Regions from separate parts of the Homo sapiens genome. Here region 2 is linked to region 1. Evidence: read pairs that join two places in POLR2A ChIA-PET (ENCODE). Cell type or tissue: PC-9. All regions are shown on one strand.

Region 1 (8,000 bases):
GGTCTCGAACTCCTGACCTCGTGATCTGCCTGCCTCGGCCTCCCAAAGTGCCGGCCGATACTATTTAAATCAAAATTAGGAATGCCTTTGTTCTCCAGATATCAGGATACTGGACAGTCCCAAGTCTGGGTCTGTTTTGTAAACAATATTAATCTGTTCCCTTAACCATAAATATCTAGGGGCTAGGAATGCCTAACTTTCTGAGAATGCAGCCCAGCAAGTCCCAGCCTTATTTTCCCAGCCCTCACTCAAGATGGAGTTGCTCTGGTTCAAACTCTGACTTCCTCTGACATATCTCCCCCCACCCTTTACAAGAGGACCCTTAATCCTAAGGGTTGCAGAAGGATGAAGATCCGTCTTCTGCAACTTCTTCAGGCTGAATAGGGGTGATTATATTCCTGCCTAACTATTAGGGTCTCTTGCATTCGGGGTAGAGAGAAGCTCAGTCAGAGAGCATTGGTATGGTGAAGGTCATTCATAACTCCAAGTTCTGACAAAAGGTGATATCTGGAAGATTCATAAGTGTCCAATTTAAGAAAGCATTGAGTAAACTTGTCTTGCATTCCTACACAAAGAGTACAACCACAATATATTCCACAACAGCAAAGTAAAATAAGTAAAATCATTCCAAGTAAACTAAACAGGAAGGCTCTCCAAGAGCCGGGCAGTTGTTGGAACCAAGCCGATATAGGGTCGACTGACAGTGCATCAATGGCAGAGATATGAGTGTCTAAAGCTTTCATATCCCAGATAATATTATGTGAATAGTCTGAAACATACACTCATTTGGTTTTGATCAGAGCACAAGTTCCCCCTTGGGCCGCTGTTAAAATCTCCACATACCCAACGGTTTGTCTGATTAGGTAGAGAGGCTAAAGTCTATGCCCACTCGGTAAATAAGTTACTCTCTGCATGATTCCAACCTATACCCAAAAGTAGAATGCCCATCTATATCTTTATGTTATCCATCCCTTTCATTTCTTCTGAACAGGAGTCAGAGGTCACCGATTGTCTCACAGGAATAAACGAGATCACTTGGGTTCCCTAGGCCTGTGGGACTTCCTAAGAGACAGGTTTAATTCAAGATAAGTGGACCCAGCTGTTTTTTCTCAGCAGTTTAACTGCAGTTGGGGTACTAAGGAGAACTTAAGAGGGTCCCTTCCATTTTGGGGAAAGTTAATCTGCTAGGGATCCTTCCTTCCAAGTTCTTAATAGGACCCAGTCTCCCGGCTGGGTTGTAACAAGATTCTCTTCCTTAGTGGGGGAAGGGAGTCTTCGGTTTCCATAATCAAGGAGTGTGCTTTGCACTTGTCCTAAGTCGATCACATAATTCTGTAGCTTGAAAGTATCTACGTCTATTAGGAGGTGTGTAGTTAAGAAAGGCCTTCCATACATTATTTCAAAAGGACTGAGCTGCAGACTTCCCTTAGGGGCCACTTGAACCCATAATAAGGCTACAGGTAATAAAGACAGCCAGGTTTCTGACGTCGTAGTTTAGCAAGAGTCCTTTTTAGAGTTTGATTAGTTCTTTCTACTTTCCCGGAAGACTGTGGCCTCCATGCGAATGAGGGCGGTACTGAATTCCTAGGGCTGAAGATGTGTTTGGGGTAATTGTCACTGTGAAATATGGGCCATTATTGCTCTGTAAGCTCTTAGGCAGCCAAAATCTAGAAATTATTTCCTTTAGTAGGAGTTTAGAAACCTCAATTGCCTTTTCAGACCAGGTAGGAAAAGCCTCGATCCAACCAGTAAAGGTGTCAACAAATACTAATAAATAAACACTTTACATGGGGACATGTGAGTATAGTCTATTTGCCAATCTTCACCAGGGTACGTTCCCCTATGCTGAACAGGCCTTACTAGAGGAGGAGGTAAAGACTGGTTTTTTGGGTTATTCTGGGCACACAGTTCACAGGCCTGAGTTAGTTACCTGCTTTACACTTTTAAGTAAGCCTTTCCTATTAAATACCAAGACATTAATTGAAACAGGGAATTTCTTCCCAAATGAGTAGAGTCATGCAAATGTTTAACTAGTTTCCACTGATTAGCACCTGGTATTAGCAGTTTTTTATTCTGTTTCCCTGGTGCACAAAGCTACTTCCATCTGTAAACCATTCTAACTCAGGATTATCTAGAGTATCATCTTTTAAATCCGGACAGCTGGAGTAAACTTTCTCCATAACTTGTATGCAAGAATGATCTAGGGTACCTTTGGGTTCAGGCAAATAGGTAGCTTGATTCAAAGTTTGGCTTACTTAAAGAATTATATCAGGATGTTTAGCAACAAAGCCTGATATTTATTCAAAGGAAAGGAGAAGGAGCAATTTCTTGTCTGCTTTATGATTTCCAAAAGATACTAGTATTTTCAGCTGAGTTAACAAACCCCTTCCCAACAAGGGGTGCGGCATTCAGGAGAAAACCACAGTCCCTGAAGAGGAGCTTACAGGATAGGTAAATGTCATCTATGAGCTTGTCCATCTATCCCCATGACTATACAGTTTTGGGGTGACAGAGTCCCATTATAATGGGTCAAAACAGAGTACGCATTCTAGAAGGAAGTTAATATTCTTACCTGCCACATCAAGAGTTACCGAGGCTCCTCCAGAGATATGGCTAGCTGTCCAACAGAAGCTGTGGCAGAAGGTCTGAGGCCCCATCACTCTTGGGCTTGCCTGGCTATTTCTGCCATCATTGGTTCAGGTGCTGATGGCTCCCTTCAGAACACTGGGCAATCCTTCTTCCAGTGGCCAGTTTTCTTACAGTGTGCACACTGATTCATGCCTAAGGCACAGTGACTTGGACATCCAGCTTTGGGTTTCCTACCTTTCAGCTTCCCTTGTTCAGTCCAAGAGCCAGGAGGGCAACTCCATGTGGGAGGTGAGCTTAAGGCTGCAACCAAGAGCTGCACCTTGTGGGAGGTCCTTCTTGCTCTTTCTGCTTCCTCTACTTTGTCCTTGTTATTAGAAATTTAAAATGCCATATCCAAAAGCTGTTCTAGGTTAGGCACAGTGGCTCATGCCTGTAATCCCAGCACTTTGGGAGGCCAAGGTGGGTGGATCACCTGAGGTCAGGAGTTCGAGACCAGCCTGCAACATGGTGAAACCCCATCTCTACTACAAATACAAAAAAATTAGCTGGGCATGGTGGCGCATACCTGTAATTCCAGCTACTTGGGAGGCTGAGGCAGGAGAATCACTTGAACCCAGCATGCAGAGGTTTCAGTGAGCCGAGCTCATGCCATTGCACTCCAGCCTGGGCAACAAGAGTGAAAATCCGTCTTAAAAAAAAACAACACAAAACCTGTTCAATAGGAGTTTGGGGACCCATAGCTGCTTTTTGCAGTTTCCTGTGGATATCAGGGGCAAACTGGAATATAAAGTGTACTCCCAAAGGGTTTGTCCTTCCCTTGAGGCAGGATCAGTGTTAGTATATTTCCTGATTGCCTCAACTAAACCCCCTTGAAACAAAGCTAGATTCTCGTCTTTGCCCTGTGAAACTTCCTTAACCTTTTCATAGTTAACAGGCTTTTTCATACATTTCTTTATCCCTTCCAACAAACAAGAGACCATATTATCTCTACTCCCCAAGTCGTCACTGCACCTTTGATAGTTCCACCCTGGATCTTGATCTGGAACTGCTATACCTCCTGCCTGATATATATTATGGTTAGGGTTACGAGCCAATACCTCATCTGCATGGGTCCTAGCTGTCCCCAAAATGTGTTGTTTTGGCTGAGCACGGCGGCTCACATTTGTAATCCCAGCACTTTGGGAGGCCAAGGCAGGCAGATCACCAGGTCAACAGACCGAGACCATCGTGGCCAACATGGTGAAACCTTGTCTCTACTAAAAATATAAAAATTAGCTGGGCATGGTGGTGCGCACCTGTAGTCCCAGCTACTCGGGAGGCTGAGGCAGGAGAATCGCTTGAATCCAGGAGGCAGAGGTTGCGGTGAGCCAAGATCGTGCCACTGCACTCCAGACTGATGACAGAGCAAGACTCTGCCTCAAAAAAAAAAAAGGTGTTGTTTTTCTTCCACTGTACAACACAGAAACAACAAAACATGCTGATTCTGCCAAGTTAAACTACAGGTGAGAGTTAATTTCTCAAACTCATCTATGAATTTTCCTGGATCTTCAGAGAAATGACCAAACTTATCTTTACATAGAGCCAAATCAGACATAGAAAAGGAAACATACTCTCACAGTGCTCTGGTTCAAATGCCTCTGACACCAGGGCTTCAGAAGGTCACTGGGTGTCTTACTCAACAGTGCATGAGCAGCAGGTTCTGGAGTTACAGCATGGGAGTAGCTCTGTGGAACCCTTTAGCCCCAAGGGGGCGCACTGAGTTTGGTGTTTGCCAAGAGGAAAATAATAGCTAGAAGAACAGACACCTGGACATGTTTCAGCACCCCTGGGGCTTTTTGGAAATACTTGGGAAGGAAAACTCAGAAAAAAAAAAAAAAAAAAAAAAAAAAAAAAAAAAAAAAAAAAAAAAAAAGACGGACTTCCTGCAGTCAAGCATGCACGCTAAATTGGATAGTAAAAGGACCTGTGACTGGTAAGGGTCATATAAGGACATGTTTTTTCCAGGTCACTCTGAATACTTCTTTGCCTCCACTGGATCTGTTTCTTCCTTGGGCTCTGATTTCATAATCTGCTTTTGCTCATTTGTTTTATTTTCCTTGGAGACCTCATCCTGCATCTTCAATGACTTACTGGACATTTTTATATGTACATTATCTCCAACTCAGTTTGTCTGAAATCTACCTCAACCAAAAATCCTTACAAGTCAATAAGAAAAAAAAATCCAAAAGAAAAATGAACAAAAATATAAACAGGCAATTCACAGAAGAAAAAATACAAATAGTCAATAAATGTATGAAAACATGCCTAATCTCATTAAGAATTTTAAAAATAACAAGGAGGTGGGAGGATTGCTTGAGACCAGGAGTTCGAGACCAGCCTGGGCAATATAGTGAGACCCTGTCTCTACAAAAACAACAAAAAAAGAAAAATTAGCTGGGCATGGCAGTGCACACCTCTAGTCCTAGCTACTCAGGAGGCTGAGGCAGGAGGATTGCTCGAGCCCAGAAGATAGTTAGCTATAATTGTGGCACTGTACTCCTGGTGACATAGTGAGACACTGTCTCAAAAATAATAACACTGAAAAGTCTTTTTTTTTTGTATGTCATATTGATAAAGATTTCCAAAACCTAGGATTCCATTGTCATTTTATATATATATATAAAGCTCCTTTTAAAAAGTGATCCCAGCCGAGCGCAGTGCTCAAGCCTGTAATCCCAGCACTTTGGGAGCCCAAGGCAGGTGAATCACAAGGTTGGGAGTTCGAGACCAGCCTGGCCAACATGGTGAAACCCCGTCTCTACTAAAAATACAAAAATTAGCTGGGCGTGGTGGCACACCATCTGTAGTCCCAGCTACTCGGGAGGCTGAGGCAGGAGAATTGTTTAAACTCAGGAGGCGGAAGTTGCAGTGAGCCGATGTTGTGCCACTGCACTCCAGCCTGGCAACAGAGTAAGACTCTGTCTCAAACAAACAAACAAACAAACAAAAAGTGATCCCAATATCTCCAAGCTTGTTACCAGCTTAAATCTGTTAAATCTTTAGGTGCTTTTAAAAGTACTAAGGCAGTTCAAATAACATTTATTGCTCAAATGTACAAAAGCCTCCATGGCCTCATAGTTGTTTTTTAAAAAACAATTTTATTGAGGTATAATGGACATAAAATAAACTGCATATATTTAAAATGTACAATTAGATAATTTTTGCGCCCGTTAAATCATCACCACAATCAAGATCATGAACATATCCGTATCCCAAAATGCTTTCTCTATCCTTTTTTGTTTTTGAGAGAGAAAGTCTCACTCTATTGCCTAGGCTGAAGTGCAGTGGCACAATCTCGGCTCACTGCAACCTCTGCCTCCCGAGTCCAGGTAATTCTCATGCTTCAGACTCCCAAGTAGCTAGGATTACAGGCAAGCACCACCACGCCTGGCTAATTTTTGTACATTTAGTAGAAATGGGTTTTCACCATGTTGGCTAGGCTGGTCTCTAACTCCTGGCCTCAAGTGATCCACCTGCCTCGGCCTCCTAAAGTGCTGGGATTACAGGTGTGAGCCACTGCACCTGGCTTCATACATCTTTTTAATCCTATCTTCTTATTCCTCCTTTTCTTAAACCCATGTCCCAGGCAACCACTGATTGCTTTCTGTCACTAAATATTAGTTTGCATCTTCTAGAACTTTCTATAAATGTGTACATTTATAGAATGATACAATGTGTACTTTTTGTCTATATTATTCTACTCAGCATAATTATCTTGATATTTATGCATTTGTTGTATGTTCATTCCTTCTTATTGCTGCAGAATATTCCATTATATGGATACAGTCCTTTTTTAAATCCCTTTGCCTACTAATGGATAGTGGGTTGTTTTCAGTTTTTGGGTATTATAAATAAATCTGTTTGAACATTTACATACAGGTCTTTGTAAAGACGTATGCTTTCATTTCTTTTGGGTCAATACCTAGGAGTGGAGTAGCTAATTCATATCGGAGGCATATTGTTAGGAAACTGCCAAACTGCTTTCCAAAGTAGTTGTACATTTTGCATTCCCACTTGGCAGTGTATGAGAGCTCCAGTGCTTCCATATTTTCACCACCACTTGATATGGTCAACTGTTTTAAGTTTAGATATTCTTTCAGGTGTAAAGTGGCATCTTACTGTGGTTTTAATTTGTATTCCCCTGATAAATAAAAATGTTGAGCATCTTTTCATGTGATTTTTTCCTACCTATGTATATTCTTTGGAGAATTATCTCCTCAAATCTTTGGCCCATATTTTCCCCAAATGGTTTTTTTTTTCTTACTGAGTTGAGAGTTCATTATATGTTCTGGATACAAGACTTTTATCAGTATGTGATTTGGAAATATTTTCTCCCACACTGTAGTTCGTCCTTTCGTCCTCTTAACAGTGCCTTTTGAAGAGCAGATGTTCTTAATTTTCACAAATCCCAAATTATCAGCACCAAGCTCAGAGGGGCATGTGAAGGTAAAGGGAGACTATATAGAGAAAATACGTAACACAGTGATTGGCGCACAGTAAGTGCTCACTAAATGGTAGTTTTTGTCTATTTTACTGAAGGAAAACATGGCTTAAATACTTAAAACTAATTATCAGCTTAAATCCCTCATTTTCTTACTTTATATGATTGTGAGCCTTGCGGGCAGGAATTGGGGATCAAGGCAATTTTCTGGGGCTCTTTCCATATGTGAACATTCACAGCCATGGGTAATTCTCTTTTGTTGGCAATGATAAAATTCTATTTGCTAGACAAAAGCATATACTAAATAATTTCAAAGCATTTTATTTTAAGAGATATAATCTAACAGAAATAGTGACAACCATTTAACATTAATCTAAATAAAATTGAAATAAAAAAGCAGACCAAACTTGTGTTTTCCGTTATTGGTTGTTATGATGAATGTAAATGAATTATTTCTAGGAGGGAAATCACTCAGTGTCAATTGTATTTATCAAGAAACATTCACTCCTATTCAAGTTATTCTTTTATGTCACATCAAACTCCTATTATCTTTTATCACAGTCATTTTCTGACAGTTATATGTGATAAAGCTATGGTAGCTGGTGAAATAGATAAAACAAAACAAAAAGGTAGTAAAATGGGCCGGGCATGGTGGCTCACGCCTGTAATCCCAGCACTTTGGGAGGCTGAGGTGGGCGGATCACGAGGTCAGGAGATCGAGACCATCCTGGCTAACACGGTGAAACCCCATCTCTACTAAAAATACAAAAGAATTAGCTGGGTGTGGTGGCGGGCGCCTATAGTCTCAGCTACTCGGGAGGCTGAGGCAGGAGAATGGCATGAACCCGGGAGGCGGAGCTTGCAGTGAGTCGAGATCATGCCACTGCACTCCAGCCTGGGCGACAGAGCAAGACTCCGTCTCAAAAAAAAA
Region 2 (8,000 bases), 510 kb before region 1:
TCCCCCAGCTCAGGTATCCTCCCATCTCACCTCCCCAAGGAGCTGGGACTACAAGTATGCCACCACACCCAGAAAATTGCTTTCGTTTTTGTTTTTGATAGAAGAGGGGTCTTGCTGTGTTTCCCCAGCTGGTCTTGAGCTCCTGAGCTCAAGCCATCCACCCGCCTTGACCTCCCAAAGTACTAGGATTACAGGCATGAGCCACCGCTCCTGGCCCATCACAAATCTCTTACTCTCTCTGTGCCTTAGTTTCTTCATCTGTAAAATCAAGATTGTGATAATAGTACCCAGCTCACAGGCTTGTGGTGAAGATTGATTGAGTTGATAGTACAAAGTGCTTAAAACAGTGGAGGGCATACAGTAAGTGCTCAGTAAGTGTTAGCTATTATTAGTAGTATTGTTATTATCATTACTATTAATGTTAATTAATATTAATGTTAAACACAGTGTCTGACTTGCATTTTTATTCGCAGCACCTAGTACAGTACCTGGGATATAGAAAGTGCTCAGGAAAAGTCTGCTGGATGGATGAATAAATAAATAAATGAGGATGAGCAATTTCAATGCAGGGGCTGTATATCTTCGTCTCTGTTTAGTACAAACCTAGTCCCTAATAATTCTTTAAAAATGCATGTTGAATTTTGAATCAATGGCACACAAGAAAGTTTCTGCATTTATCTTGTACAGTACAGAAAGCTTTGGAGGAACACACACACAAAAAAAATTAGTGATAGCATTGAAGTAGTGGGGGTGGTACCTAAGAAACTCTGGGAGATGGAGAGACCAAGATGTGACTTTGGGAACAATTTTTAACTTTTCTGGGTTTCTATGTTCTCCTCTATCAAATGAGGCCGAGTCTCTGGATCCTAAGAGGGCTAAACCAGACAATGCTTGCAAAGTGCACAGTTCTAGGCCTGGCACCTGCGAACTGCTCATTCAGTAAGTGTTGGCTTTAAAACCATGTGTCAAGTACAGCTGACACATGTCCCTCTGCCCATCAGGCTGCAGGGCTTGACCAGAAGGTGAGGGGCCCTGATTTATGGGACAATAGCCAACTACCCAGGAACCCATCTTTCTACCCCATCTTTCTAAATATCTTAACCAGAGGCTTCTCTTTCTTGTGCCCTCTTACCCATGATCCAGGGACAATCTAAATAAGTTCCTGCTACTATAACCAGAACTTCTCTAATTGTCATGTGCAAGGTATTTCTCCAAAACCTTTCAAAGAAGTACAGACTCGTCGTACCCCTTCAGCAGACTTTAGAATGAAACTGGGCATTTCCCACTGGTTGCCTTGCCCGCAACTTCCTCCCTTGGACCCTCTCCAAGTCTACGCAGCCGACGGTGTCTTAGAAAGGAGACTCAGAGCGTGATGAATCGAGCACTCAGTCACAGATTATATTCATCTTCATGCTTGCCCAATATAAACCAAACTTTCGGCTTAGTTGGTTTAAATCCAGAAAATACCCAGCAGTTTATATCTTATCTCTGACCATTCTATGAGGTCTGTATGATTAATTTTTTTATATCTTTTTTTTTTTTTAGACAAAATATTACTCTGTCACCCAGACTGGAGTCCAGTGGTGTGATCTCAGCTCACTGCAACCTCCGCCCCCTCAAGTCCAAGCCACTCTCATGCCTCAGTCTCCTGAGTAGCTGGGATTACAGGCACCCACCACCACGTCTGGCTAATTTTTGTATTTTTAGTAGAGACAGGGTTTTGCCATCTTGGCCAGCCTGGTCTCGAACTCCTGGCCTCAAGTGATCTGTCCACCTCAGCCTCCCAAAGTGCTGGGATTACAGATGTGAGCCACCACACCTGGCCTAAAATGTCATATATTTTGAACTGACTGACTTCTCCAAAAACTTATGGTTATTAGTTGAGAGAGAAAACTTGAGAGAAAGTTTCCCTGCACTTGGATGAGAGGAGAGCGGAACAGCCTGCATCTCTGGTGCTGGGGAGTATCAAATAAGGGGAATTGGGAGAAGGATGGAGGCAACAGCGTAGCTCTTTGCCTTTCAAAATTAAAATGGGATGCTGCTTTATATTACAAATCTAAGGAATTAGAAGAGCAGCAAACTAAGCAACTAAGTTTGTTCTCCTTGCATAAACTTTAAAAAGCCAGCTTAAAAGTTCTCAAGCTTAAAATTCGAAAAATGAAAACAAATGCATGGCATGACAGAGGGGATAATTCCTGCACTTTTGGAAATGTTCTCATGTTTTCTTCATTTCATCCTATGAATGAAAATGCCGTCAAAGGGGAATAAGGCTATTCGCAGAGTGCTCATCACCACGGTAACCACTGAGCATCTGTACCCTTTAGTATCTTCATTTTGATTATAATAAATGAGTTACGAATCTATATCTGGGGCCCTAGTTATATATTTGCCATATGTTCACACCACATGCACACACACACACACACACACACACACACACACACACTCACATATATGGTGACTAAGACTAAGAGTCAGCCTAAAAGAAGAATGATTTGGAGCGGGAGCTCTTGGAGGGAATGGTAGGAAAATAACAGGGATCCACTCAGTCTCATTTTCTACTAAATTTCAATAATGAGAAGTGTGCTCAGCAAATGTTTGTTGACTATATGAATAAATGAAATGGTGCATTTAACCAGAATTGCATATTTAAATATGGTGGTAGTGTGTACAATATTAGAGGAAGGAAATGCAGGCAACAAGGAGAAGGCTTCTGCGATGATCCATGACACTCTGATATTGCCATTCTGTGCAAAGTTGCTCACATTTTGACATTCATGATCATTTTTAATTCCCCAAAACAAGCAACTGAACTTTCAACTTCCTTTTATTACCATAAAATAGATGCAATAGATACCCTCACCCCATTCCTCACCCACCCCCCAATTAGCTTTACCTGGTGCCTAATCCACAGCCCATCCCAGACTCACCCTATCCCTCCTTAGACTTCTCTGTATCTTTTACCCGATCCTTCCAGGTGTCCAAACAGTGTCATCCGGTGTCCTGACATGCGGCCCCAATGGACTGATCCAGGGTGGAAAGGAAGAGTGAGAAGAAATCAGACAGAAGAATTCAGGAGATGTGGCAACAGAGTGGATGTAGCAGAAGGGACATAGAGAGTGCCTAAAGATGAGTCTTTGGTCAGCATGTGATGAAAAGAATGAAGACACTGGGGAAGTGGGGAGCAGAAGCGGATGTGGGCCCAGGAGGAAGAAGGTAGGTTTGGACTGGGGCATGCTGAGGTCAGTAGCAACATCAAAGTCCTGAGCACCCTCATATTGTTGCAGATTCCAGAGAGCAGAGATGGCAAAAAGATGCATGGAAGAGAGACACAGCAGGGTCGGGTTCTGGCCTCAGGAGCCAAGGGGGAAGTGCCTGAGGAGACCCCCAAATGAGGCCTGTGTCAATGAGGTCTTTAGGGGACTGGTTTCCATGTATGCCAGGCCATACTCCCTGGATTCCCAGCATTGAGAAGACCAAACACTTCTACACATTTATTACTGAAGCCCCCTGCAAGCTGAAGGCGGAGGAAGTGGCCAATCTCCTAAGCCGTGTGTGGCTGAGGCAGTTGTCAGAGCTGTGATGAGGGAAATGCTCATTATTCTTCTATCCCTCACTTGGCCAAATAAAGAACTTCTTAGAATTCTTCCCCTGTGACAAAACGGGGCTGTGATTTGGAAAGCCTCAGGCAAGTTTGCTAGGGCCGCGGTAACCAAGCACCACAGACTGGGTGGCTTCAAAACTGGACGGCTTCAACAGAAAGTTATTGTTGCTCAGTTCTGGAAGCCAGAAGTCCAAAATCAAGGTACTTGCAGGGTCAGTTCGATCTGAGGGCTGCGAGGGAAGGATCTGTTGTAGACCTCTCTCCTAGGTTTGCAGGCATTGGTCCTGATGTTCACAGGGCATCCTTCCTGTGCCTTCACATCATCTTCTCTCTGAATGTATCTCTGGGTCCAAATTTCCCTATTTTAAAATAAGGAAATCAGTCCTATTGGGTTAGCACCCCGCCCCTCACTTTAACTTGATTACCTCTGTAAAGACCCTACCTCCAAATAAGATCACATTCTGCGTACTGAGGGCTAGGACCTCAACATCTGAATTCAGGGTGGGTGGATGCACAATTCATTCCATAACATTAAGAAGGAAGGGATAAGTGCCCAAGGAATCACATGCTCGCTTGGGGAGAGTTCCAAGCGTGCAGAGCTGGTGGTCATAGCCTAGCCTCAGGCCTTCGGAAATCCCCTGAATCTGGTTTTCCCAGTTCTCATAATCTCATTTCACCAAAATACGGCATCTCAATACATTCCATGCATTTCTGGTGACAAGCTCATTCTGGTGCACGCTAAGCAATGTGCTAACTACGTCTTAACTAGGGTGGTTTAACTGGTTTGGTTAACATAGATCTCTGAGTCATTTCACGCATTCCTTAAGCCTAAACAAATCTCATCCAGGTGTTTAAGACATTGCACAATATTAGACCATCTGAAGCTCCATCTCCTTGGGGCAATGATGATGATGGTGATGAAAGTGGCTGGTGACTGTTCTCAGTCTCATCGCCATAATGGAACCCTACGTTGTGTTCCTCCACACTGGTGTGAGGGACACTACTAAGTGCGGCAGAGTTTGCACTCAGGATAGAGAAATATGGACTCACGCACAGATTCCAGCTGAGTCCCTCCGATGTGCTAGGTACTATGTCCAGCCCCCCAGGATTCACCTGTAAGCAGGACAGTCTTTTGGATGACAGAGGGAATTCTCATATATCCACAGGCAGATGGAATTTACAAGTGGAAAGACCTAGAAGTTCAGAGACAGGGGGACTGAACTTTTTGCTTTCAGTCAGAATCTTTGCTTACGGTTGTGCAAATGCTTGCATTGGTGGGTTTCCATGCCATATAACGTGCTACATATTTTTACGTTACCCTTGCACATAAGCATACTGTTGGGAGGGAAAATGAAGAGGGTGGAGGTGGTAACAAACTCAAGCTAAGGAAATGGAATTTGGATGGGTACAAAGTCCAGAGAATTAGCTTGAGGAAAATGAACCAGGATTCACACAGGAGTTTTCAAACATCTCAATATCAGGACCCCTTTACCCTCTTAAAACTTACTTCGTGAGGACCTTAAAGAGCTTTTGTTTGTGTGACTTATATGTATTAATATTTACTATATTAGAAATTAAAAGTAAGGAATGGTTGTAATATGTGTTCATTCATTTAAAATAACTATAACAAACTCTTTATTTTTTAACATTAATAATGGTTTTCATGAAAAGTAACTATATTTCCCCCAACCCCCACAAAATGTAATGATAAGATTGGCATTGTGTTATATTTTTAGAAATTTATTTAATATCTGGTCTTAGAGAAGATGGCTAAAATCTCCTATCTACTTCTGTATTCAATCTGTTACTTACGTTGCTTTGGCTGAAGTATAAAAAGAAAATCCAGTCTTACACAGTAAAGTCAAGTCTTAGATAGGTATACAGTTGGAAAAGGCAGGATTTGCGATCTCTCAGAAAGAACCTAGGGACCCCCAGCAGTCCCCTAGCCATATTTTGAGAATTGTTGGACTAATAGTGGTTTTATAATCTTGTTATATCCTGATTGGATTTCTCTTTCTAACTATACCATTAAACGGAAACTCAAATTTCAGAATTTTAATCCATAATATGAAATTTTAGATATGGATTAGTGTCATGTAGATATATGCAAAGTCTTAACTCTTTCTACCTCCACATTTAAGAAGTCAGTACAGTGGCATGACTTTGGCTCACTGCAACCTCTGCCTCCCGGGTTCAAGCGATTCTTGTGCATCAGCCATCCGAGTAGCTGGGATTACAGGCACGCACCACCACACCTGGCTAATATTTGTATTTTGAGTAGAGACAGGGTTTCGCCATGTTGGCCAGGCTGATCTTGAACTCCTGGCCTCAAGTGATCTGCCTGCCTCAGCCTCCCAGTGCCCGCAATGGGATTGCAGGCATGAGCCACTGCACCAGGACTAAAAGTCACTATCTTTTAGTTTGTTTGCGGTGAAAAAAAATAGTTTAAAAAATAAATTAGAAACAGACACTATTACCCAGTATCTATATTTAATCACAGAAATATTTCTTAATGCTTCCAACTCTGAAGTCCCAGACATTCTTAACTATGTACTGTAGTTATAAATAATATGAAGGCTGGAGCACAGTGGCTCACGCCAGTAATCCCAGCACTTTAGGAGGCCATGACAGGCAGATTGCTTGAGCCAAGGAGTTCGAGACCAGCCTGGGCAACATAGTGAGACCCCTCTCCCGCCTCATCTCTACAGTAAATAAATTAGTCAAGTGTGGTGGCAATGTGTCTGTAGTCCCAGCTACTCAGGAGGCTGAGGTGGGAGGATCCCTTGAGCCCAGGAGGTCAAGGCTGAAGTGAGCTGTAATTGCACCACTGCATTCCAGCTTGGTCGACACAGCGACAGCGTTTTTCAAAAAGAAAGAAAATATGTATCCCTGCACCATAGGAAATAGGAAGTATTGTGTGACTTTTTCTTGGTCTTTCGAGGAACTATGTCATATGAATCATGATGACTGCTGAAAATGCACAGGAAGATAAAGAAAAGTGACTTGTTGCTCAACTGTTTCAAGCCCAACTCTGGGTACCAAACTGTGGCTCCCTAAACTAACCCAGAGGGCTTGACTCTGACAAAGCTCTAGGTGCAGCCATAAGACTGACCCTTAAAAATCTGACCTGAGATAGCGACAGTCTCACCCCGAAAGCAGACCACAAATTGGGTTTATAATCTAGTGGTTTGCAGGATATGACATACTACCTAATGAACAGGGTGACCGAGTTTGGTGTGATTAGTCCGCAGATGCCAGAAAGGCTGAAGAAGCCTGCCATGAAACTAAGTTTCTGGCCAGTGGTTCCAGCCTAATCTCAGACCCTGGGAACAGAGAAGCACCCCTTCATCTCCTCCTGCAGGTAGAGATTCACCACATTCACCTTTGTAAGCTCCCTTTCCAACAACCTTGGGCACCTTTTGCAACCTATAAAGGTCCTCTCCTTGAATGCCTGCTGCTTTTCCCTGTGCTTGTCCTATCTCACTCAGATCTTTGATTCCCCTGACGACATTCCCCACCCCCTCCCCACCCCATCTCAGCTGTCCTTCTCAGCCTCGCTATCTACTCTCATTCCTCACCTGAGTGTTCCAGCAAGATCACTGTTCTATAAAGGCTCAACCTTCAAACTTGCAATACACATTTCCTGGGTCCTGCTTTGTCTCTATCCTCTGTGCTCAGCCCTGGTGTAGGATCAGTGTTCCTGTCACTCCATCTCCTTTTCCAGGGATATTTGCATCTTTAGTAGTAGTCTTCATTGGTGGTCCTTCAGTGGAGTGTCACAAAGAGAAGGGAAAACACTCAGGTACTATGAGGGGAAAGGTTGGGGACTGTTGAGAGATCACAAGGACACCTCTCACTCCTACCCCCAAAGCTACCTTAACCTATTCCTGTCAAGACAGAAGGTTGGCCGGGTGCAGTGGCTCACACCTGTAATCCCGGCACTTTGGGAGGCCAAGGCAGGTGGATCACCTGAGGTCCAAAGTTTGAGACCAGCCTGGCCAACATGGTGAAACCCCATCTCTACTGAAGATACAAAAAATTAGCCAGGCATGGTGGCAAGTGCCTGTAATCCCAGCTACTCGGGAAGCTGAGGCAGGAGAATCGCTTGAACCAAGGAGATGGAGGTTGCAGTGAGCCAAGATCGTGCCACTGCACTGCAGCCTGGGAGACAGAGCAAGACTCCATCAAAAAAAAAAAAAAAAAAAAAAAAGACAGAAGGGTCATGCCCCAGAAAACTCAACCCTGAGTCTTTGATTTGGTGTGAATTTCCCTACTTCCTTTGCTTGAAAGAAACCTACTTTTTCTAGATGTATTTGAAGAAAAACTAATAGTGATCTCCAAGCTTCAAGTGAGAATTTGTAAAGCATGGCCTATAATATCTGGCATTGTTTCCTCC

The links. Peaks named below come from ENCODE experiments on the same cell type or tissue, not always from the same donor. Only the 100,000 strongest peaks of a DNase experiment are listed, where the experiment ranks them.
Region 2: POLR2A ChIA-PET joins it to region 1 with 13 read pairs; 2 of 35 experiments call an interaction of 5 or more read pairs at or near these places.

The regions. Positions count from the first base shown.
Region 1 is chr7:23,081,876-23,089,875 of GRCh38, forward strand. All of the region lies in intron 1 of LOC105375186 (a long non-coding RNA gene), which reads right to left. Among named protein-coding and RNA genes, the nearest start is that of KLHL7-DT, 20 kb to the right of the region's middle. In PC-9, CTCF peaks have their summits at 4,344 (motif pointing right) and 4,545; a DNase peak (open chromatin) is centred at 4,346.
Region 2 is chr7:22,568,798-22,576,797 of GRCh38, forward strand. It overlaps STEAP1B-AS1 (STEAP1B antisense RNA 1), which reads left to right. Exons shown (of 4, transcript NR_038393.1): 3 at 2,978-3,216; 4 at 3,288-5,201. Among named protein-coding and RNA genes, the nearest start is that of STEAP1B-AS1, 9.5 kb to the left of the region's middle. In PC-9, no CTCF peak of the experiment used is centred here; DNase peaks (open chromatin) are centred at 3,674, 4,344 and 6,554; H3K4me3 peaks cover 339 bases; H3K27ac peaks cover 4,074 bases.